2 separate regions of the Homo sapiens genome follow, and region 2 is linked to region 1. Evidence: chromatin loops called from intact Hi-C (ENCODE). Cell type or tissue: OCI-LY7. All regions are shown on one strand. Links, peaks and the distances in the headings refer to the core of each region. The heading gives the core; the rest is flanking DNA. Region 1 overlaps RNF144A (ring finger protein 144A). Region 2 has its middle 290 kb from the start of GRASLND.

Evidence for each region. Hi-C counts contacts between places; a loop is a spot of excess contacts. Peaks named below come from ENCODE experiments on the same cell type or tissue, not always from the same donor. Only the 100,000 strongest peaks of a DNase experiment are listed, where the experiment ranks them.
Region 2: it touches region 1 in a loop (5-fold over the local background); 2 of 110 quality-filtered maps call a loop at or near these places.

Annotation. Positions count from the first base shown.
Region 1 is chr2:7,032,026-7,043,461 of GRCh38, forward strand. RNF144A (ring finger protein 144A) reads left to right here. Exons shown (of 9, transcript NM_014746.6): 9 at 7,604-11,436. The coding sequence ends at 7,735. Among named protein-coding and RNA genes, the nearest start is that of GRASLND, 120 kb to the left of the region's middle. RefSeq lists an enhancer at 5,733-6,027. In OCI-LY7, for the core only: CTCF peaks have their summits at 5,886 (motif pointing right) and 6,105; a DNase peak (open chromatin) is centred at 5,916.
Region 2 is chr2:7,198,087-7,209,522 of GRCh38, forward strand. No RefSeq gene overlaps it. Among named protein-coding and RNA genes, the nearest start is that of GRASLND, 290 kb to the left of the region's middle. In OCI-LY7, for the core only: CTCF peaks have their summits at 5,044 (motif pointing right) and 5,246; a DNase peak (open chromatin) is centred at 5,075.

The DNA.
Region 1 (11,436 bases), core at 1,519-9,518:
CACAGGAATTATGTCCCAATAAAGCTGTATGGATAAACAAAACAGAACAGATGATGAAGGCAGATTTGGCCCCCGGGCCATGGCGTACTGCCCTCTGGTCTAGAGAGTTGGTTTGAGCTCCTCTGACTGTTCTCTTTGCACGTGGCCCGGCACGGCTTGAATCCACGCCCCTTGCAGCTCTGCTGGAATCCGCGCCCCTTGCAGCTCTGCTGGAATCCGCGCCCCTTGCAGCTCTGCTGGAATCCGCGCCCCTTGCAGCTCTGCTGGAATCCGCGCCCCTTGCAGCTCTGCTGGAATCCGCGCCCCTTGCAGCTCTGCTGGAATCCGCGCCCCTTGCAGCTCTGCTCGAATCCGCGCCCCTTGCAGCTCTGCTCTGGCTGCTGTGACAAAGCGCTGCAGACTGGGTGGCTCAGAACAGCAGAAATGTATTGGCTCAGTCCTGGAGCTCAGAATTCTGAAATCGAGGTGTCAGCAGGGCCCTGCCTGCTCTGAAACCTGTAGGAGAGTCCCTCCGGCCTTGTCCAGCTTCTGTGGTTCGCCAGCCATCTGCGGCATTCCTGGACAGATCGATGCGTCACTGCAATCCTCCGTCTTCCTCCGGCTGCCTCTTCCCTGTGCGTCTCCACCTCGTCTTCCATCATTGTCCAAATCCCCCCTTTCTATCAGGACATCAGTGGTATGGGATCGAGGCCCACGCTAATCACCTCATGGTAACTTGATTGCATCTACAGAGACCCTGTTTCCAAAGAAGGTCACATTCTGAGATACTAGGGGGCTAGAACTTCAATATATTGTTTTGTGAGGACAGGATTCAACCCATAACAACACCTACACCCCCCTCCCCACGCAGCATAGAAACTGCCAGGAGGCTGCATTCCTCTTCTGTACTTGGTTTTCCCTGGGCTGTAGGTAGGGGGTGACTGGGTGCTGACTCGGGGGACCCGGCATTTGCACAGCCACCGTGTGAGTGGATGCTGTTGTGTGCACCTTGGCAGAAACTGAGTCAGAGCTTGGTGAGAACTCGGAAACCATTGCCCAACTCTGGCAGTTTCCCTGTAGAGAAGGTGAGTTCCAGGTGAGAGCAGGTGCTTTCCACAGGGACTCTGGCTGGCTGTTGCTGGGTGCCAAGCCTCCCACATACTCAGGCTTACCATCCTCACATGTATTTTGCTCTGGAATCTGTGGTGTGAACAGGGCTCAGCCAAGCCAGCCCATGTGCGGCCCACGTGGCATCAGCCGGGGCAGCTCTGAAGCTGGGCAGGAGCCCCTGCAGGCCCGTGCCCCATGCTTCTGGTGCTTGATCTGGCTGCTGGCTTGGGCCTCAGCTGGGGCTGGCAGTCAGATATCCTCACGCCATCGTGCCCTGGAGCTGCCAAAGGCCCACTGGTCTTGGAACCTGGGAGAGCCTGAGCATGGGTCTTGGCAGCCGCATCTTCCCTGCTCCTCCAGGCTCACTCTGAACTTTGGCCTGCAGCGCCCGTGCTTTCCCTGCCTCTCTCCTTTGCCCTGGCCGTTGCTGCCAGCTTGGTCTTCATCACTCTCTTCCTCTACTTCTCCTGTTCCTGCCCAGCTCTGCACATCCACATTCTAACCTTCTCTGTGGCCCAATCCAGGTGTGACCTCCTCCGTGAAGTCTCTTGTGTGTGACTGTCATCCAAGAAGAGCCCTCCCTCCCATGTGGACCCACCCCACTCTGGTCATAGCCCAGTGCTCATCTGGGTCTTATCTCTTAGGATACAGAAAAGTGCTCTTGGGAGCAGGGACCTGTTTTGCTCATCTTTGTAACCTCTTTGGCACTGGTCCTGTGCCTGGGGCACAGTTATCTTTGGAAGTAGTGCACGGGCAAAATCGCGAATGACCCGTTTGGCCGTGGGTGTTGACTCGCAGCCCTCTCCACAGGGCTAATGGTCCTCGTGCCTTCGGCGGCTTTCTACACGTGGGGAACTTCACAGGGGCCGGGCAGGGAGCAAAGGGTTGCTGTGTCCCCGTCCCAGGAGCCATGAGAGCTGCTTTATTTTCTGGTTCTGCTCCTGGTGAGGAGAAGGTGGAAGTGGATGACTTGGAGCTTGTTCGTCCCCATTCAAAGACAGGAAGAACTGTTTTTGTTTCTCCTAGGGAGGGACAGGAGTAACACCACCTCTCTAATGACACCTAATAGTTCTTCCTTTCTTTGAAGGCAGAAGTTGCAGTGATCCAAGATCGTGCCACTGCACTCCAGCCTGGGCGACAGAGCAAGACTCTGTCTCAAAAAAAAAAAAAAAGTTCACAAAAGTGCGGTGAGACTTGGAGCGATAGTGTTTGGGGAAACAGAGCAGCCAGGAGTGTCAAGCTGTAGCAAGCGACAGCGTGCAGCCGTTTGAGTGGACGCCCACCCTCCTTAGGAGCCCCAGCTTTGCTCGGACTCATCTCTGTCTGCCTTTTGGAAATGAGTCCGTGTAAAGAGCTCGCTTCTGCCACCTCCTGCCTAGTTTTCAGGCTTCCGGCATCTCCCCTGCCCTGTCCTTCCTCCGGGCTGCTACGGCACTGAGCGTGCTCCCAAGTGCAGTGCTGTGAAGGACACCTGGTAGCACCAGGTGCCTTTGTGGCACGTGCACCTGCCAGGCTGTGGGAAACTCATAAGATCGCAAGGCAGGGTGAGACATTAGAAGCCAAGAATTATTTCTTGATAATTCAACAAGCTGGAATATTCAAGAAAAATAGTATGAAATGAGTGGCACCTGAATCAGACCATAAAAGTCCTAAATACTGGATGTTGCAGAAAGTGCTTTGAAGGAGGAGAGGACAGTGTGAGCGGAGGCACAGAATGGGACACTCTGGGGCCGGCTGGGGAGCCTTCGGGAGTGCAGCTGATGGGAAGTTAGGGGCAGAGTCGTGATTGGCCTTGGAGAGGGTGTGGTGTCTTGCTGTAGACTTAAGTCTGTATGGCACTAGGGAGCCAGAGAAGGTTTTAGAGCAGCAGAATAAAATGCTCAGACGGGGCATAACCTGAAGACTTCTGCTGAGCCTCTTGGTCCTCCACATTTGGCCTCCCTTGTCATCTTCATCTCTGCAAAGCAGAATCTGCCAGCCTTGTGGCCTCAGAGGAGCCCGCTCAGGATGGCCTGCTGTTCTGCCTTCTCCACTCCTGTGTCTCTCTCTTGCCCTGTTTTGTTCCTTCTCCCTGTCAAGCTATATCCCTCCCATCCATTTTTAAGGCTTTGCTCCAGCTCCTGCTTCTCCCGTTACGTGTCTCTAAAGAGCCCAGGCCACAGCACGTGCTGAGCAGCGTCTTTGGAATCTTACTTGACTGCAGCCCACAGGGAGACATGTACCAGTGTAGTACCTTGTAACCCATAAAACATCCCTGTGCACACCCACATCGACATAACTTCCCCACTCTGTGCTCCTGCATTTTCTGTTCTGCTCTGTTTACTAAAGTCCTCATCTTGACCCACCAAATTGCTTTCCCGTCCTACAAATGGGTCAGCTGGGCCACCCTCTGTCACTGACCCTGCTGTGGGTTAGAACTTCTTGCCCAAGTCAGGTTTCATTGGCTCCCTGGGGACACATTTCTCTGTCACATAGGGGCTTGCTCCACTCAAACCTCAGGAGCACTCAGAACATGCCCTGAATTCAGTGTCCTGTGATTCCCAACTTTCAGGGTCATTTTGAAAGGTTCCTTCTCCCCAGTTCTTCCTCCTTTAGATGTGAAGCTCAGTAAGATTATTCTAAGAGATTTGGGGGAATTCCAACGTGTCTCTTTGAGATTGCAGGCTGCTTTCATTATTTTTTACGGGAGCAGAGGTTTTATATGCCACTTGCATCTTACCTGGCACTCTTGTCAAACGGAAAACAGTGCTGTAAAGGAAGAATTGTCTTTGTTGCATAAAGTTATTGTACAGTTTGTTTCATCGCAAGTGATACATTTTTTATTCAGTATAGCAGAGTCTCCTGTTAAAGTAAATGAGCATGAAAACCAGCAGAGTGGCCGCGAATGCAAGACCGCACGGTGGGCAGATGTCTCACGTGGGACTGACTGTGCGGTTGCTGGAGTGAGTGTGGGTGCTGTGAGCCGCACCTGTGCCCTGTCCATCTGCCCTCCTGTGCATTCGCTGTGCACACGATTGCATGAAGTGCTTGCCGGCCTTTTTCCAGCGCTATCCCAGAAATCAGCCATCGTGTGGAGGAGCATTTCATTTTCTCTAGAGTAACCTTACTTCCTTAGGACATCAGCATCTGACAAGGGAGAATCTTACCCAAAACCAGCTCTTCCTTCTCTTCTGAGAAGTGAAAGGAAACTTTCTTTACCCCAGTCCATCTTTGATAAAGAGCTCATTTTTAGCCAAAGGATGGTATTTACGAAAGCCAGCTGATTACTGATCTTCTGTATTCACATGCATCCGTGGAGGGGTGCACAGTGATAGTTTCAGAGACTGAGCCGAAGGACCAGGTGTTCCTTCCAGAAATGCTTATGTCCTGGAAGCCACATGCAGTGACTGTTCTAAGGGTATTTCTCACTGAGATCAGTGAAATAGGCACGATCTATCTCTTGTACTTACACCAGGATGCTAAGCTCTGTCTGTTTTAAACAAATATTGGACCTCTGGAATAGCTTTTTGGGTATAGATTTTGCATCTGTGAAATGAGAAAATTAGACTGGATTATAATCCAGGGATCAAATATGATACTGTGATTCTGAACTTGTCTGTGCCACCTTCAGTTACCTAGTTTCAGTGAATTAATAGTGTTCCATTCACCTTACCAGATCTCAGATTTTGGCTTAGTTTTCCAAGCCCTTGAATGTGGTTTGTACAAGAATTCTCTGGGGGCAGCCATTCAGAACCTTGTCAGTTTCAACTGGCTCGTCCCATAAACCTGGGTCGGACATTGATTATGAGAGGTGCCGGGCTGTGCATGGGAACTTAGAATGGTTTGCAGAAAGAGTGTTCTGGCTTTAAGTAGCACACATCTAAGAAACTTCATGGGAAGGGGTAACTGTTCCTTTAAATCTTAGGGTTTGCCAGTACGAACGAAGCTGTGCTGTACAGATTCTCTCTGGAGCCTGAAACTGTTTACCCATCCCTCTGCCTTCTGTGATCAAGTATCTGACACACATCCACAGCACACACACACAGTGGTTCTTTTTGCTTTGTGATATTTGCTTCCTGTCTCATTTTTTACTGCTGGCTGCGTAACTGGCAGTACCTGCATCTGCCTGTCACCAATTGGCAATACGTTGGGTAACCCGGCTTCTCAAACAGCAGGCAAATTTAGAGACGAGGTAGACTGAGTGAAAAGCGAAGATGGTGTGTGATTGGCTAAGAATGTGATCATTTGGTCCAGGATTTTGGCATTATTTTGACTGCAAAGAATGTGTGGCTCTTTCAAGACTGACAGTTGTGTGCCAGGTAGTCGAGGTTGCTCAAAATTTCCCTTCAAATAGGGTAGAGCTTACTGCATGTTTTATGCCTTCTGCATATCAGCGTGCACGTGATTTCAGTAAAGCACAACCTGAATTCACACTGGGTAGTTCCACCGTTGATATGTTGTTCAGACAAATGAACGTAGCCAGCTGGGCAGCAGGCATGGATTCCCAGCATTAGCACAATCCAATGTATAAATGCAATGTGGCATAATTTATTAAATGCAATCTAATTTATACACGTATGCACGTACGTGTGCATGTGTTGGTGTTGATTTTCAGGAGAAATCTCAGTCGAGGTATACTTTGTTCCACACATCTGGGATGCTTTAGTAGAGTCTCATATTTTAGGGCTGATAATGGCCCGTAAAGATCTTTTACTTCATTTGTTTATTTTATAGATGAGAAAACAGACCCAGGGAGAAGTGAAGGCTGAGTTGGAATGAGAACCATGTGCTGGTGCTTGCATTTACTGGCCACACTGAACACTAGGTGGCGGTCTAGCCCTGTCCTCGCTCTCATTTCTGCAGGCTGCCTGCCTGGGTTGGGACTCTGTGAATGGCGAGGCCGGCTGGAAAGCAGGCTCTGTGCCTCTTTGACCAGCCATGCCGCCTGACTCAGATGATGGCATGTCTGCATTTGAGGCTTATTTCTTTTGGCCTTTACTCATAACTAGGGATAAACATGTTTTCAAGCAAAAATCAAAATACGTAACAGTCAGTATTGGGCTTTAGACTCCAGGAAGGACAGGGGGCCAGGTCATTCTCTGATGCACCATGCCTGTGTCTTTTCTGTTTTCTCGTCGGAAATGCACTATTCCAGTCTTTCTTCTGTAGTAACAACCTGCTTGTCTCCATTATCTCAGCCACCTGCCATTGGAAACCCTCCTTTCCCCTAGCAAATGGTGTCTGTCACTCACATGGCGGGGGTGTGTGGGGCTGCACCCCTGGAACCTGATGGCAGTTTCTGTAGAATGTCTTGTTATCAGTTGATTAGATCTTGGTCTTTTTCTGCCAGACAGGGTGTTCCTCGAGGGCCAAGATGTATGCACCTCTGTATTTGCAGTGTCAAGTGCAGTGTCTGGGTCAGGGTGGCTGCTGAGAGGAAACTTGTTAGTTAATAGGATATATAGATGTATGGATGTTTGGGTGTTTAGATGGAAAAGGGTGGAGAGAGAGAAGGAAGGGAAAGGAAGAGGTGGAAAAGAAGAATGAGGGAAAAATGAAGGGAAGAATGTATAGTCGGTGGATGGATATATAGTGGGCAGATGAGTGGGTGGGTGGGTAGATGGTGGGTATATGAATGGAAGGGTATAGACTGGTGAATTGATGGGCAGATGGATGATGGTTAGATGGATAGATGGGTGGATGGGTGGATGGATGGGTAGATGGGTGGATAGGTGGATGAATAAAGAGATGGGTGGGTGAGTGGGTGAATGGGTGGATGGATGCATGGATGATGGATGGATGGATAGATGGATGAGAGTGGATGGATAGATGGATGATGGTTAGATGGATAGATGCGTGGGTGATGGCTAGGTATTGATGGGTGGGTGGATGGTTGGATGGATGGGTAAATGGATGGGTGGATGAGTAGATAGATGGATGGGTAGGTGGATGGATGGAGAGAGAGATGTATGATGGTTAATGGATGAATGGGTAGATGATGGTTAGATGGGTAGATGGATGGATGGATAGATGGATGGGTAGGTGGATGGATGGATAGAGAGATGGATGATGGTTAATGGATGAATGGGTAGATGATGACTAGATGGGTAGATGGATGGATGGATAGATGGATGGGTAGGTGGATGGATGGAGAGATGGATGATGGTTAATGGATGAATGGGTAGATGATGGTTAGATGGGTAGATGGATGGATGGATAGATGGATGGGTAGGTGGATGGATGGATAGAGAGATGTATGATGGTTAATGGATGAATGGGTAGATGATGGTTAGATGGGTAGATGGATGGATGGATAGATGGATGGGTAGGTGGATGGATGGATAGAGAGATATATGATGGTTAATGGATGAATGAGTAGATGATGACTAGATGGGTAGATGGATGGATGGATAGATGGATGGTTGGGTGGATGGATGGATGGATGGATGGGTAGCTGGTTGTGTGGTTTACACTTTAGCTCTGGAACCTACAGACCAGCCCTCCTTACCTCTACCCCTTTGTTTCTTTCTTCCAGGTTGTGGGCATTTTTGCAGGATTTGGGCTGCTGCTCTTGGTGGCCTCACCTTTCCTACTCCTGGCCACTCCCTTTGTACTTTGCTGCAAGTGCAAGTGCAGTAAAGGTGACGACGACCCGTTACCCACCTAGAGGAAGCGCGATGCTGGAACACATCCCTGCCTCCGGGAAGTGTGGCTCTCCCCCAACCCTCCCCACCGTCCCCCCTTCACTAAACATCTTTCTTGCCTTATGTGCCCCATTGAGCTTCACAGTGTCAGGCTGGACGCCGTGATTTCAGGGACCTATGTCACAATGTTCGCTGAGGCCCCAGGTGTGGTGGGGAGGGGAGGCAGGTGTGGGTAGCGCACATCCCCACAGATCAATCTCTGCAGATGACAGGGAGGTGCTGTGAGAAGTGCACCAGGCAGCTTTCTCTCTGTGGTAGACTAGGCATGTCTGGGGATGGCCTAAGAGACTTTCTGCTCCTTGGCTTCTAGATGGCACCATGTTGTCAGAGAAGTCTTTTAAGGACTGCCACTCTCTTCAGACAGAATCTGATTATTCCAGCTTGAGAGAAGCACTCTGTTTATGACAACTGTTTTTATTACTAATGGCATTTAGTAAAATCCTTTTTAGAAGGTATTTTTTTTCCAACTGAGTAGTGAAAATCAACAAGGTGCATATAAACCATCCTATGCCTTTCTTGAAATGTGCATTTTAAGAAGTTATAGTTAAACGACTTTTCAGGAGATTTAGAAAGCCTTATGCACTCTTTGTGTTTTTCTTGAAACTTGCTGTAGTAACTTTTTGAACGCTGTAAGCTGTGTACTGTTATAAGTGTGCTTCCTATATTGTTGCATTTCCTTGATAATATTGACGTGTTTAAAGGAACATCTCATCTCCATTAGATTTGCCTTTTGTTGTTTTCTCTCTTTGGTGATTCAGCTCAGCTCATGGGCCTCATCCCTTCTCTCCCAGGTAGCAGAAAACGCTTTTTATTGTATTCAATCCCACTGCTTTGCTCGGCAATGGTTCTCCTCCGAATTGCTGCCGTCTGGCCTCTGGCCTCAGTCTTCAGATAGACAGTAAGAAGAAAGCAGCCTCATTGATCCGCAGATGTAGGGGCCTCTTGGCAGAGGCTGGAGGACTCTGGGGGCTAGGGAAGAGCCTGCCAGATTTTCACATTTTTAAAATGTTCTAGTCATTTTGAGAAATCATATATCTTACACAGTTCCAAGTCCTGTTGCTAACCGTTTTGCTCTTGTTGGGGAAAAGAACCTCCCATTTCACTTCGTTTTAACGTGGGGATTTTACCACTTGATCTTTTACAGGGCTGTCTGTGACCATTTCCATGGCAGCAGGATGCAGGGATTAATAAGGACACATACACATTATTCCACCAATTGACTTTGAAAAGTGGAGAAAGTGTATTCTTTAAAGAGAATTTACTTCTAAAAGCCACAGGTGCTTTTACAAAGCAAACTGCATTGAATTTAAAACTTCTAAAAATAACAGGCAAATATTGTAGCTATATTACAGTGGGATTTTAAAAATCTTGTTAAACATTCTATAAAGAAGTAAAACAAAATCCTTTTATCTCAGTTATTTGCCCATCACAAGCACATTTTTAAAATGTTGCTTTGTGTGTGTTTGACTTCTGCATTTGAGTATCAGTCTCAGGTCCTAGTTTACTTTCCCTGGTTGGAAATTTATTTCTTATTTCCTAACATTGAATTCGTTAGAAAAAACAGCGTCACCTCACTCTTCACCTGTCATGTTGATTTTCCTTATGAACCCGAAGCCATTTAGAAAATCCCTGTGTGTCAAAATTACATTCAAAAAGCTCTCCTTGTAATTGCAAGTTTAGTAACTCAGTAAGAACATGCCTGCGACTCCCTTTCTGGATGGAACCTGGGCTGTGGCTCTCTGTCGTTTGTGGTGCTGTGATGGTGTCTACTGTTAGAATAGCTTTTCTGGAGGTGGGTGGCAACTCCACGCGGGAGTCATTGGCTGGGCTTGAGCCCTCAGCCTGTGATATGTGGATGCAGCTGTCCAGCCACTGCCCTTTAACATGCCCAGCACACATGGGAGGCCTGTGGCCCTGTGTCCAGTGGCCCACAGGACACGCCTCCACCATATGCTCATCCTTCCTGCCTGAAATTGCTGCTGCCCATCGCATGAGCCCACACAGTAGCACCCCCGTCCTTAGGATGAGAGTCAGAGCCTTTGGAAAGGCTGCATCCCCAGGGCTAGAGCTCAGATGACCTTATTTCTAGAGGGACAGGCTGTTCTGTTGGAAGAGTCTCTGGCCCAGTCATGCACATCTGTAGCCCCAGCCATCCTTGTGCCTTCACCTCTGATGTGTTTCACAAGCACGTAGTTCAACCCAGATAGGGACCACAGAGATTCTGGGGCCAGCCAGGGGCAGTCAAATTGGCACCTACTGGCTCTGACTTTTTGTATGAAGCATGCCTCAGTTTCCTCATTTTGATCTAGATATAAAATTAAAATTGTCCATTTCCTATATAAATACCAGCAAGATCACTCTGAGATACATAAACTCGCATTTCCTTCTGTTTTAGTAAGGAGTGCCAGACTTATCTTTGATGGGAATACAGTATGAACCCTGCTTGATGTAAAATGGAAATAGCACACAGGCAGATGGCCCTGGGTTTGGACTTTGATCTTGCCATCATTCCCCAGTAAAACCTGGGGAGTTCTGCGTTGAGTGGACGGACTTATTCCTGTGAAGCGGCATAATTTGTCTCCATTGAAAAATGGCATTCACTCTTACAGATGGTGTTCACTGCAAGCCCCAGAAGCATATGGCATGTGTTCACTAAGAGGCCTTTAATCCTGGGGAGTAAGGGGCGAAGGCCCTTAGACAACCATGGCTGCTGTACTGCCGCCCAGGGTGGGTGGCCAGTGAGGACTGGCCTTAGCCCAGTGGACCTGTGGCTTCTCTGAGGCCCTTGAGTAACTGACCACATTTGGAGGTTTTGCTGGAAATGCCTGACCTCTCAGTCTGGCTCTGCTGTGTAGTCCATAGCCCAGCCAGATGAGCTTGCAGCCTCATAGGAGGTCAGCACCTTGCAAAGATGCAGTCACCATAGATGTCCACGTAGCAGAGACTGACTTAGGATCTGAGATAAAGCATCGGATTGCAGGAATAACTGTCCAAATTAGTTCTTCCTCCTCAACTCATAGGAGTAGCTGTGGACAGAGGAACCAACATCTGCCACCTCTGGCATTTTCTTTCTTTTTTTTTCTTTTTGAGACGGAGTTTCGCTTTTGTCCCCCAAGCTGGAGTACAATGACAGGATCTCGGCTCACTGCAAGCTCTGCCTCCCGGGTTCAAGCGATTCTCCTGCCTCAGCCTCCCAAGTAGCTGGGATTACAGGCACCCACCACCTCACCCAGCTAATTTTTGTATTTTCAGTAGAGACGGGGTTTCACCATGTTGGCCAGGCTACTCTCAAACTCCTGACCTCAGGTGATCTGCCCACCTCGGCTTCCCAAAGTGCTGGAATTACAGGCCTGAGCCACCCCACCCGGCCTATTTTCTTAAAGGGGAACAAATGATCTTGACAACATATTATTCCATAAAACCAGTTTAGGGCACAGGCCAGTTCCTGATTAGAACACAGGACCTGTGGGAGGGACTATCAGAGATGCAAAAATTACTTCAAGATGAGTTTATTGTTTTCATTTGTATTGCAAAAGTTAGAAGTCATTTTACAAATTAAAAAAACATTTTTTTCTTGGTAGTCTTTAAAAATTAGGGGATTGAAAGGATCCAGGATGGGCTTTGTGTGTGTGTCTCAGATTCTCATTTATTAGTGAGCACACCT
Region 2 (11,436 bases), core at 1,037-9,036, 170 kb after region 1:
AAGGTCAAGGGGACTTGTTCAACACTGGAAAGGAGAGCAGAAACACAAAGAGAATCAGAGGATACAAATCCATCCATTCATCCATCCATCCAACCATCCATCCATCCATCCATCCATCCATCCATCCATTCATCATGCACACATCCATCTACCCAACCATCCATCCATCCATCCATCCATCCATCCATCCATCATGCACACATCCATCTACCCAACCATCCATCCATCCATCCATCCATTCATCATGCACACATCCATCTACCCAACCATCCATCCAACCATCCATCCATCCATCCATCCATCCATTCATCATGCACACATCCATCTACCCAACCATCCATCCATCCAATCATCCATCCATCCATCCATCCATCCATTCATCATGCACACATCCATCTACCCAACCATCCATCCATCCAATCATCCATCCATCCATCCATCCATCCATCCATCATGCACACATCCATCTACCCAACTATCCATCCATCCAACCATCCATCCATCCATCCATCCACCCACCCATCCATCCATCTATCCATCTGTCCATCCAACCATTCAGAGCACCTACTTTTTACAAGGCACTTTGCTGCCCATGGATGTTTTAGGGGAAGTCTAAACCAAACACTCCTGGATACTTTCTCAAAATTTTCTTGCATATTACAGTCTTTGCAACCACCTTCTATTAGGCGCATGAGAAAATTGAGACTCCAAACATGTCTGTCTGCTGGCTTGCTATGAATTATGCAGAAGTCTCAGGATTTGGAATATTCTGAGAAGTAAAACTTGTCAATGATGTTGTTGTTTTCAGCTTGAAAGAAAGTCATCCTTCAAGAAGAACAGTAAAACTTTTTATGATACAGATTTTCTCCAACCATTTCATTGTGGCAATAATTCAGAACGAATATCATAGTATTTGCTTTACATTCAGAAGTCAGTTTTAGGTTCTTAAGAGAGCTGCTTGCTAGACCAAGAACTGAAGGTTGTGTGATGCTTCTTTTTCTTCCTTATGTAAAGATGTGAGTTTTTTCTCTAGGCAGTGGCTCACTGACTGGAGAGGGCACTTGTGTAACCAGGACAAGCTGTAGTTTTAATACATCAAATGTTTTGCATGGTGCAGAAGCCAGCGTGCGGAAAGAGTTTGCATCTGGGAAGAAATAATAGTAAGTTCATATTATTCTTTTTCAGTTAGCAATCTTGAGGAAAAAAAGCCTCCTTCAGGAGTTTCTGACCTTGTCCTTGGGTAATGGCAGACATAGATAATGATATGTGTGCAGACATTTGCAAGGGAAAGAGCAGATTCTCCAACAGAGGCCACCCCTGGATGCACAGCCTCCTGATGGCCCTGATAACTGGACTGTTGACCTACCTGAAATCCATTTGAGTGGATTTACAGTACAGTAAGTATTGGGTGAGAAGTTCTGATTATGTTCTTCTTCAGGATCCCCACATGAAAAGCAAAGCAATATGACATGTTTGCCTATTGAGTCATTCACATTTAATTTATTTAACTAATTCAACCAACATTTATTAATCATCTAGCAGGTGTTAGATTTTATACAAGGTGCTGAGGGCACAAAGACAGATAATACCCATACCTGTTTTCTACAGTGTTGCAATTAAATATGAGAGACTGACATAGAAGCCAAACACAACAATGCTCCCATGATGGAGATATGTGTGATACGATCAGGAGCACAGAAGAGAGTGAGCAGTGAAGCAATGCTATTTAGAGGAGGGCATAGCTTGCTGCATGTGGCATACTTTCTTATTCCAAGAAGAAAGGCTGGGTTGGGTTGAAAAGAGTCTCCTGTGGTTACATACTGCATAATCCTGGGTTTGAGAGGACATTTTTTTATCCATTGCTATCATGACTTGAATCCAGGTATTCACTGGACAATCACTGATGTGCATGTTTTCTGTGCCAGGTTCTATGTTAGGCATTGAGAATATATAGTTCCTGTCATCAAGGGGCCCATAACTTCATTGTAGAGATGGACAATAAACAACCATCGTCCAGCAGCTAGCTAAATTCAACATTGTTAGGGTTGAGGAGAGACCTCATGGGAGGAGCCACTAAATCTGAACAGACACACTTAGCTAGTCTGTGACACTTGGATATCTGTCTGGCCTTTCCTTCCATCCTGAAAATGTGGTTGACAATAGCAAGCTGAATTACAGGGAGGCATCTCCTTTCAAGACTTTAAGGACCATTAATGACCATTGCATAAGGACCATAGCAACCTTTACCAAGCAGTCGCTGTTGATCGCACTTACTCATATGATGGGCCTCACAATGCCTTCTCTTTCCTCAACAAAACACTGGAACCTGGAATCACATGTCTGTGCATAGTCCTGCTTTGAGTCTGTGTCTCTGCGTCCTATCAGACCATGTACGTCCTAACGACCAGGACCTTTTCTTAGCACCTGGCGCATGCTGTCTCTTCACAGCCTAGGCACCTATACTTGATCTTCACTTAGTTTTTCACTATTTCAATTAGTCAACCATATTTAGCAACTCCTACCATATGCTGGACACTGGATTAAATACTAAGGACACTGTAGTTACAAAATGAAGTAGTTCCTGTCTTCATGGAGTTGGCAACCCAAGGGGGAAGACAAGTAACTCAATGCCCAATTAGAATACAGAATGTTTGAAAAATGCACTTTAAGATTAAAAATACAAAACAGGTTTTCCTCCTTCCTAAGTATTATAAGATATTTTTATCACATTTATGACTTTTAGCAAGTTAATTAGAACAAAGAATAAGTTATATGATGTTATAATTAAATAATTGTGCATTTACAAGCTGACTTGTCTGAAGTCTCCTAAATATACATAATAGTAGAATTTGGTTTCAATAAATAATAGTCAAAGCAAATTTGCAGACAACCCAGTTTCATCTTTTCTTCCGACGTTGGATCTTTTAGCATCCCTAAAGATCGGTAGGATTTATAGTTGAATACCCAACTCTGCTATGCTTGAGAGAACACTGGCTCCACTCAGGAGAAGGGTGCTACAGAACTGGGGATCAATCTCTTACGGTCTCAGAACCAGAAACTCCAGACACTGAGATGCAGAGTGGCTGTGAGTAAAGAGGCCAGAATGATTCTTGATGAGGAGCTGGGAACCTGTAAAGGAATAAAATTATACAAGAGGGTACTCTTGAGTATCAGGGTCTTGCAGATTAATTATCTGGAGCCTCTTTCTTTAGTGCTATTTTACAGCACCTCTGTGCTAGGTACGGTGCCTACAGCACCTTAAAAATAATGCTGGGTTCTCGTAGTGACTGTTTATTTACTGTGTTCTAATACCTGAGCAAGAAATCGCAAGGAGCAGAAGAATGATGTTTATACTAAACTCCAGTTTGCTGTTATCAAAAATATGGCCTATCCCATAAGTCAGGAAAATACATTATTTAAAAAAAAACTATTTATATCAAATGCAATTTGCTGTATGGGAAAAGTCTTTTTTCCAATCTTTATCATTTCTGAATGTATAGTGCTGACTGTGGAAACAGAGAATGGTGTGACACCCCAGGATAGAGCCCCAGGAAGGAAGATCTTAATCAACGTTACACTCTCTGTGAAAGATTTAAAACCCAGAAATACAATACATTTTTTTCTTCCTTCCTTGCTCTCTATTTTTTTTTTCCATTTCTAGGCATTCTGTATTTTTCAGCAAGGGTGGTTGTGTTTCGAAGTGTGTGTCAGGAAAGCTTAGCTTCAGTCCACATGGTCTTCTGTGTTCCTGCTAAAACCTTGCTTGTATTTTTCTGCAATGCCTAAATAGAAAGTGCTCGTTCAAATCTTATTCAACTTCCTAGAAATAAAATATGAAAGTGGTGAGAGCTCAGTGCTCTCTGCTATCCAATGCAAATGTATGCAAATTTCTTCATATTAGAATCATTGTCTAGTTGTCATCCTCGCACGGGGCACATCAAAGCCATACGACCTGATTTTTGCACCTGCTGTTTAATTAAATTTACAAGGCAGACACACTCCCCACTCCCCGTGATATACAAATCCGTTTTTACAACCACAGATTCTAATTTACAAGCCAGTTGACTGCTGAGTTTCCCCATCAATAGCTGCCCAACTGCCCTTTGTTATACTAAGGATTAAAAAAGGAAGAAAATGGTGATTATTTGGGGAGATGTATTAACAGAAAATGCTAAAAGTACTTTCTCTGTCTTATCCAATTCCAGATTTTTTTAAAAGCTTTATTGATGTATAATTGAAAAACAACAAATTGCACATATTTAATATATACATTTGATGAGTTGGGACATATGTATACACCTGTGATATTTTTCTTCTAAAGACACAAAGGAAGATATGAATCAAGGTACTCAACATCACTGGAAATAGCATTTTTGCTTGCGTTGATTTTCCCCTAATCTTCATGAAAAGCACAAAACTTCAACCTTTTCTGCAGTTTGATGCTTTCAGTTATTTAGTATTTCGGGGAGGAAAAAGCAGTCTGTAAGAGAGCAAGGCCAGGGTGGTTTTAGGAAGGCTATAATAAGGTATAGGTGTTTTCTGAAAGATATTTGTTGTTTGAAAATTATGTACTGTGAAATTCTCCCTCGGCTTCTATCCACAAGGGATTTTGAGTCTTCAAATTGTATGTATCTCCACAAATGGTGAAAGAAAATAGTCGAGCCTGATTCTCACTCTTTTATGTGATTATTTTTTTCTTAGGCCATCATGGTGTTCTTCTCCTTCTTTACGAGCCGATGCACAGACGTGTATTTGATCTCCCTAAGAGACGGCTCAGAAGAAAAGCCAGCAAAGGTATTTTAAGAGAAGTCTAGGGCGGATGAAAAAATACTTCTTTGTCTCTCTCTACTAATTCATCCGGTCTAAGGACTTACGTGGAAAAATAATGCCTTTTCAGTTACTGTAGAGAAAATAATTTAATGAAAGTAATATTTTGTTCATCTTCACCCTGATACTCTGAAATCTTGAAGACCCTCAAAAAACATGATTTTTATGAAATGCTTAAAACATGTTATCGTCTAATAATGAAAAGTGAACTTCTGAGGGCCCACCAATAGGTGGCGCAACACATTCACCGAACCAAGTAACACTGCAGACGAGTTTGGAACAAGCCTCATAAATTAAAGCCTTGTGCTGCAACTAACTGTGAGACATATGGGTTGAGTCCCAGGCCTGCCCAAGAATAACTTTGAAGAAAATTTTGTTTTCTGGCAATACAGATGCTAACACACCACAGAACCTTTAAAAAGAATAAATATGTAGATGGTTCATAGCTTTCAGAATAATTTAACCTTCCCCCCCCCAAAGTTAAGATAGCATCACAAGAATAAAATAATGTAAGCACTGTTTTTTCTGTTTTGGAAAACAAGTTGGTGGCTCTGATGCTCTCAGGAATTATTTGTCAATTACTTTTTATTTAATAAGGTTTTATTTTATTAGTCCCAAAGGGAGAGGAAAACAGTGACTTTATCTTGAAATGAGCTAATCCTTGATGCATAAATAATATTTAAACAAAGAGTTCTATGTAGGAAAGTGTCACCGCCTAAATTTGGAATTGCCTAAATTTGTTTCTTTGTTCTGTGATATGACCTGCGTGTACTCAAAGGTTTCCCACTTGAGAATCAAACATACTTCTTACAAAATTCTCCATTCTATCATGGAAGAGGCCAGTCATCACACTAGAAGAGATGTCACAGCTTCTGAAAATCAGGATTTACAAAGCAATTAATTTTTGCTAAAAGTTGAAGCTATATTTTTAAGATAATAGCATGTAAATTATAAGTAAACCTTTCACCTTAAAACTTAGGTTTTATTTAAAAACGGACTGTTTACAAAAGTCTTGGAGTCAGAGTGTGATTGTTGGATGTCGTGCTGGTTGACATTACTCTTGATATATGGACCCGCTCAGCTAAGGGTAGAAACTTAGAGAAATGCAAGCAAAACACATGGAGTTGTTCATAAAAGAATAGTGATGAATATAAATGTCAGGTTCCATTGACTAATACAACATTTCTGCAAAGGGAAGGGCGCTAGAAAGAACTTAGGATAAAATCAGCTCTGAAACAGATTTATTTGTTGCCTTAGAAAGACAGAGAAGGACAGAAAAAAAAAGGTTTTTATTTATCCTTACACCCAATAGAATCAGTGCATTTTGCTGCCCTGAAATTCTACTCAGTAGCTGAATAGATTGAATAAGACCATCTCTAGTATGTTTCAGTATATAAACAAGTAGTGTTTCTGCAAAGAAAACATTTGCAAGTGATTTATAAGATGAAATGAAACTATTATGGTTAGTTATTGTTTTTGTTTCAATATCTTCTCAAATGCAAAAGGAAAAAATGGAAACCAAAATTTAGGCTTACTTTGTGCTGGGTGTGATATTAGTCATTAATTTGTGACAGACAGATATAAAATTGAGGAAAGGCTAAAAAATATGTAACCCTCAACCCCAGAGCAGGGATTACAATTATAAATCACTTTTAATTACTAGATTTTGATGTCCTTAACATTGTTTTTATTTATTTATTTATTTATTTTTGAGACAGGGTCTCACTCTCTCACCCAGGCTGGAGTGCAGTGACATGATCTGGACTCACTGCGACCTCCACCGCCTGGGTTCAAGTGATCCTCCCACCTCACCCTTCTGGGTAGCTGTGACCACAGATGTGTGCCAACGTGCCTGGCTAAGTTTTTTTATTTTTTATTTTTAGTAGAGGCGGAGTTTCACGAAGTTGCCCAGGCTGGTCTTGAACTCCTGAGCTCAAGTGATCCACCTGCCTCAGCCTCCCAAAGTGCTGATATTACAGGTGTGAGCCACCGAGCCCAGCACAAACATTACATTTTGTATTTCTTGTGCCAAGCACCAAGCCTGAAACAATAAAAAATCATTAGTATGTTCATTGTCCCTGCTATTTTATTTTTATTCATTATATTTTGGTTGATGAAAGAAATGATGTGATTTCTAGGTCCTAATCACTGTGGGGGTGTGGGTGTTAGGGAAGAGGCTGACAGGGAAAACGTGGCCCTTTTTTTTCTTATGGAGCTAATACTTTAATTGTAGACAGATGTATACACGTGTAATGCTGACAAAGTCAACTGTCCTTAGCTGTTTGATCATCATTTTTTTTTCATTTGCGAAGTGGAGCTATTATAAAAGAACTTCTGCACACAGTTGGGAGGAGTAAATAAAACAGGATCCAGCTCACAGTGTGCCTCCACTGAACTCCCGTGGATGAGGCATCACCACATGTGGGGACATCCCAGCTGCTCTGTGCAACTATCTCACCACCTCCCTGAGTCACCATGGCAGCCTGATGGGGTGCCACCAATATCAGCTCCATTTTACAGATGAGGACAGGAGGACTCCTTCTTATGTTTCCTTGTATTCACTATATAAGTCGTATTGACAGTGTTCACCAACTGTCCATGCCTCTTCAGATTCCAAGCTCCTTCCCACAGCAGACCAGGCCCTACTCATATGGCCAACCCCATCCTGCCATCGCCCCTGCAATCTGTGCCCCAGCCACAGAACATCTTCCGTTCTGACCGGCTGGTGCTCTCTTATCTTTCAGAACATGCCTGTCCTTCAGGCATGCTCTCTTAGGGGATAGAAGCTTCTCTGAATCCATCCCTTTCCATCTTGGTTTAGTACAGATAAGTCATCCCCTTGTGGCTAGCTGCTATGGCCAAGCAGAGAGGACAGTACACCATGTTCGCAGTCCATCAGCAAGGACGGCCATGAGACACGGAGGAATCCGTGAATAGCTAAGCTTGTGGCAGGCGTGAGTGCAGGCTACAGCGTGGCCAGGAAAATTGATGCACTGCACTGTGCCAGAGGCATGCTGCTCTCCACACCAATCAACACGGGAGGACACGCAAGGAAGGACTCCCAGGGGTTCAGGCACACAGCTGGGCTTCCTTTGTGCCTCCTCTCCTGTGGAATTCATCTTCATAACCCTAACTAAGGGGATGCTCAAACACAATAGCATAAAGTTCCAGAAACTCAGATGCAACAGAAAGGAAGGCAGTGGAAACCCCGATATTTTGTTGTTGTTGTTTATTCAGCACAAGGCATGATTACCTGGTATTTGGTGTGACAATGTATGAAAAGGCCTCTTACATCATCAAAATGGGATACAAACCCTTGCTGTGTCTTTAACTAACTAAGGAAGTCACTTGCAAACTTTACCACAACATTGCCTCAACCATAAAGTGAGATGATAGCTGTCCATCCAACTTCCTAGGATGTTGGGAAATCTGCTCGGGCAAGACCTGCTAAAGCTCCTTGTAGACTACAACTTGGGGAGCAAATATCAGCGATTATGATGAGGCTGACTCGGACTCCACCCTGTGGGATGTAATCACTGAAAGTGGCAGACACCTTCTTATCATAGTTCCCCGGCGATACTCAGCAGAGAACACATTATAGTGATTCCCAGAAAATACACGTTTGGCTTTTTAGGCAGAGTCAAGCCAATTGGCTGTGAGATCATTCAGAAGGATGAGGAAACTCCTCCATCTGTGCAGGCTCTATGGGCAGTCATGGAGTGGGGAGCTTCCTGTTTCCAAGGCACTGGCCAAGACTGCTTCTCTGGGAAGGGGAGACTAAAAGGCTGGTGCCCCCGTTGTCAGCTGGGGACAAGCAGGAAACTTCATTGCTTCTGGCTCCATCCAGCTGCTGCAAAGTCAGCCTCACGGACAGCGGTGATGACCCTGGGTTATAGCTCACAAGTGACATGTTCACCCATCAGCACCAGGTCTGCTGTAAAATAATGAGGGGTGTTTCTACACTCAGGACTTTTCGAATTTCCCCAAATCCTTCTGCAATGGAATCTTCTTTTGCTCTTGACATACACGTGCTTGTGAGGTGAGCTGCGAGCTGAAACACGGGTCCTAGCTAGAGCCTAGATGCAAATCTCTGCTCCATTCTTTAGTCATAATCCTACAACATTTAGTTCAATGTTTGGAGACTCAGCATCTTTACATCAAAATGGATGGTAAGAGCTACACAGTGGGTGCGATATGAAGATTGAATCAGACTACAAATGACCCCTGGTCCATGCCCGGCCTGTAACGGGGCCATTTGTAGTTTCTGCCGTCTGAGCTCCCGTGAGAGAAACCACTATCTTCCGTGTCTTCATAGACTAGGTACCTGCTAACCTACGCTAGACGCCCAAGTCATCTTCATTAAATAGCTGCACTTAGTCTCATGTAAGAAGGCAGCTTCTGGCTGCTTCTCTGCCGGGTAAGTTACAGAACATAGGACCTTGGAAAAGATCGTTCAGTCTGTGGTTAAAGGATGCTTCTAATGGGCTGTCTAGGAAAGTGATTAGAGCGTGTTTTGGGGTCATACAACCTGAATCAAATCCCAGGTCCTCTGCCTGCTATTCTGTAACCTTAATAGATGTTAAGTATGAGCCACAGTGTCAGGAGCCTATGACGCAGTGCATCCTAAGTGCTGAGTGGCACAGGGGATGTGAGTGGCACAGGGGATGATGTGAGTGGCACAGGGGATGTACTCTACAAACGCGGGCGGTTCCTGCTGCATTACTGAGTCTGCACTGGTAACCACAATGCTGAACTCACGGGCTGTGCTCCAAGTGCTATAGCAAGGCACCAGGCTCCATGTTGATGAGGCCTGTGTCTCACTCACTTTCTACTCGCAGACGCCTGTGGAGTCATTGAGCCTGCATTGCATTTTGACCTCAATGTTCTACTTAGTGCAAGAGTCCTGGCTGCAGGGCCCGTGGAAAGGATAACTTGGCCTCCTTAGAAGGCTTGCCAGGCAGTCACGGAACTCACCGCCTCACAGTGCTGTTGATTTCATCCAGTAAAACTTCCCTTTTGGAGAGTCTGTTTTTTATTTTATGAAGAAATCTTTATCCTCTCTCCAAATCAGTGCGTTTACTGACTTCTAGGGAAAAACAGAATTCTCCCTCCACCATATGACGGTCTTTGAGCATCTCAATGATTTCCTTTGGTTAAATACATTGCGGTGCATTTTATTGTCATTATTTTGAATATGCAAAGTCCTCTCTTCCCCCTGTCCCTGCTCCCCAGTTAGCATGTGTGTATTTAGACACAGAAAACTGGCCCCACTGTTAAGGATGAAATAAAAAGAAGAAGACAGCAGAGAAACTTCAGCTTTGCAATTCGAGCCTGGCCACTGCATGGTTCCAACCAGTCCCCATGGCCCTACGCTGCATCAGGCCACTTCATCTGCTGACAGCTGGGGAAGCTCCAGGTAGCAGATCTCCGTGCTTCCTCCCACTCCCACCGCCTCTCTGCCCAATCCCGTCTGTGGGAGCAGAGCCACACCAGCCAACTGCAGAGCTGACAGGCCTCAGGGGCCGGGGCAGTGGAGGTTTCAGAAGCCCACTGTCGTGTGTGCCATCATTAAAGCACTCTCTGTTGGCTGTCTCTAAAGAATCTTCTTTTGGAAAGGTGTAAACATGTTGGCCCATCAGAGGAAGCCATAAATCTCCCTGTATACATAGCAATACAGTTGCACCAAACGGAAGAAGAGCTCTTGCCAATCTCATGTTTCATTTCAACCTGGCCATCTGGGTTCAGACAGAACTTGGGCTAACAAGCTGTATACACCCACAGCAAAGAAGCATTCCACTGAATCTTCCAAGGCTACTAAATTTTTCATGCCAACATTTTTCAGTACACTATGATGGCAGCTACCCCTTCCCCTAATTTCTCCCCAAATTTAGCCCTAAAGACTTGCTATGGAATCTTCTTATGCAGATAATGAGAGCTAAGTCTACTGAGAGTCATGCAAAAAAAAAAAAAAAAAAAAGTGGCCAGAGTTCTTACCAAGAATATAGGCCAGAAGACCCCGCGTTGAGTTTACATGCTCTGATGCAGCAGCTGAGCAGGAGGCCGTTCTGATCTTCAGATAAACTCTCGGGTCGTTCCAGCATCAGGATAGCATCAGATTCTGTTTAAACTTTACTGGCTAAATTAATCCAGGGTCAATCATTGATGAGGCAGGTTCTACAGTGCTAAAGAAATCTCAAGAATATGATAGTAACCAACTTATATTCAGCGTTGAGGGTTCTTTATCTCAGATAAAATCCTACACTAGGCCGGTCTCAAGCCAGTGGTAGGTGCCTCAGTGGGGCCATGGCCCCTCTGAATCCAAGCTTGCCCATGTGACCCCATCTGCTGCTGAGAGCAAATGTTCATCTGGCATGCTGGAGGTGCAGCTTCAGAGGGCTTCCTGTGGGCTCGGATTACAGAAGACAGGTATAGAATATTTATATTGGTTCATTCAGCCTCCCAAGCAACTTTCTGAAGCAACCATCTATCATCCATCAAATAGATGCTAGTTCTGTGGGGTTTATAAAGAACTATAACAATGGTTAAGTTCAAATAATACAGCTGGAATATGCACATCTACTTGTTAACCCATTTATGCTGGAGGGTGCA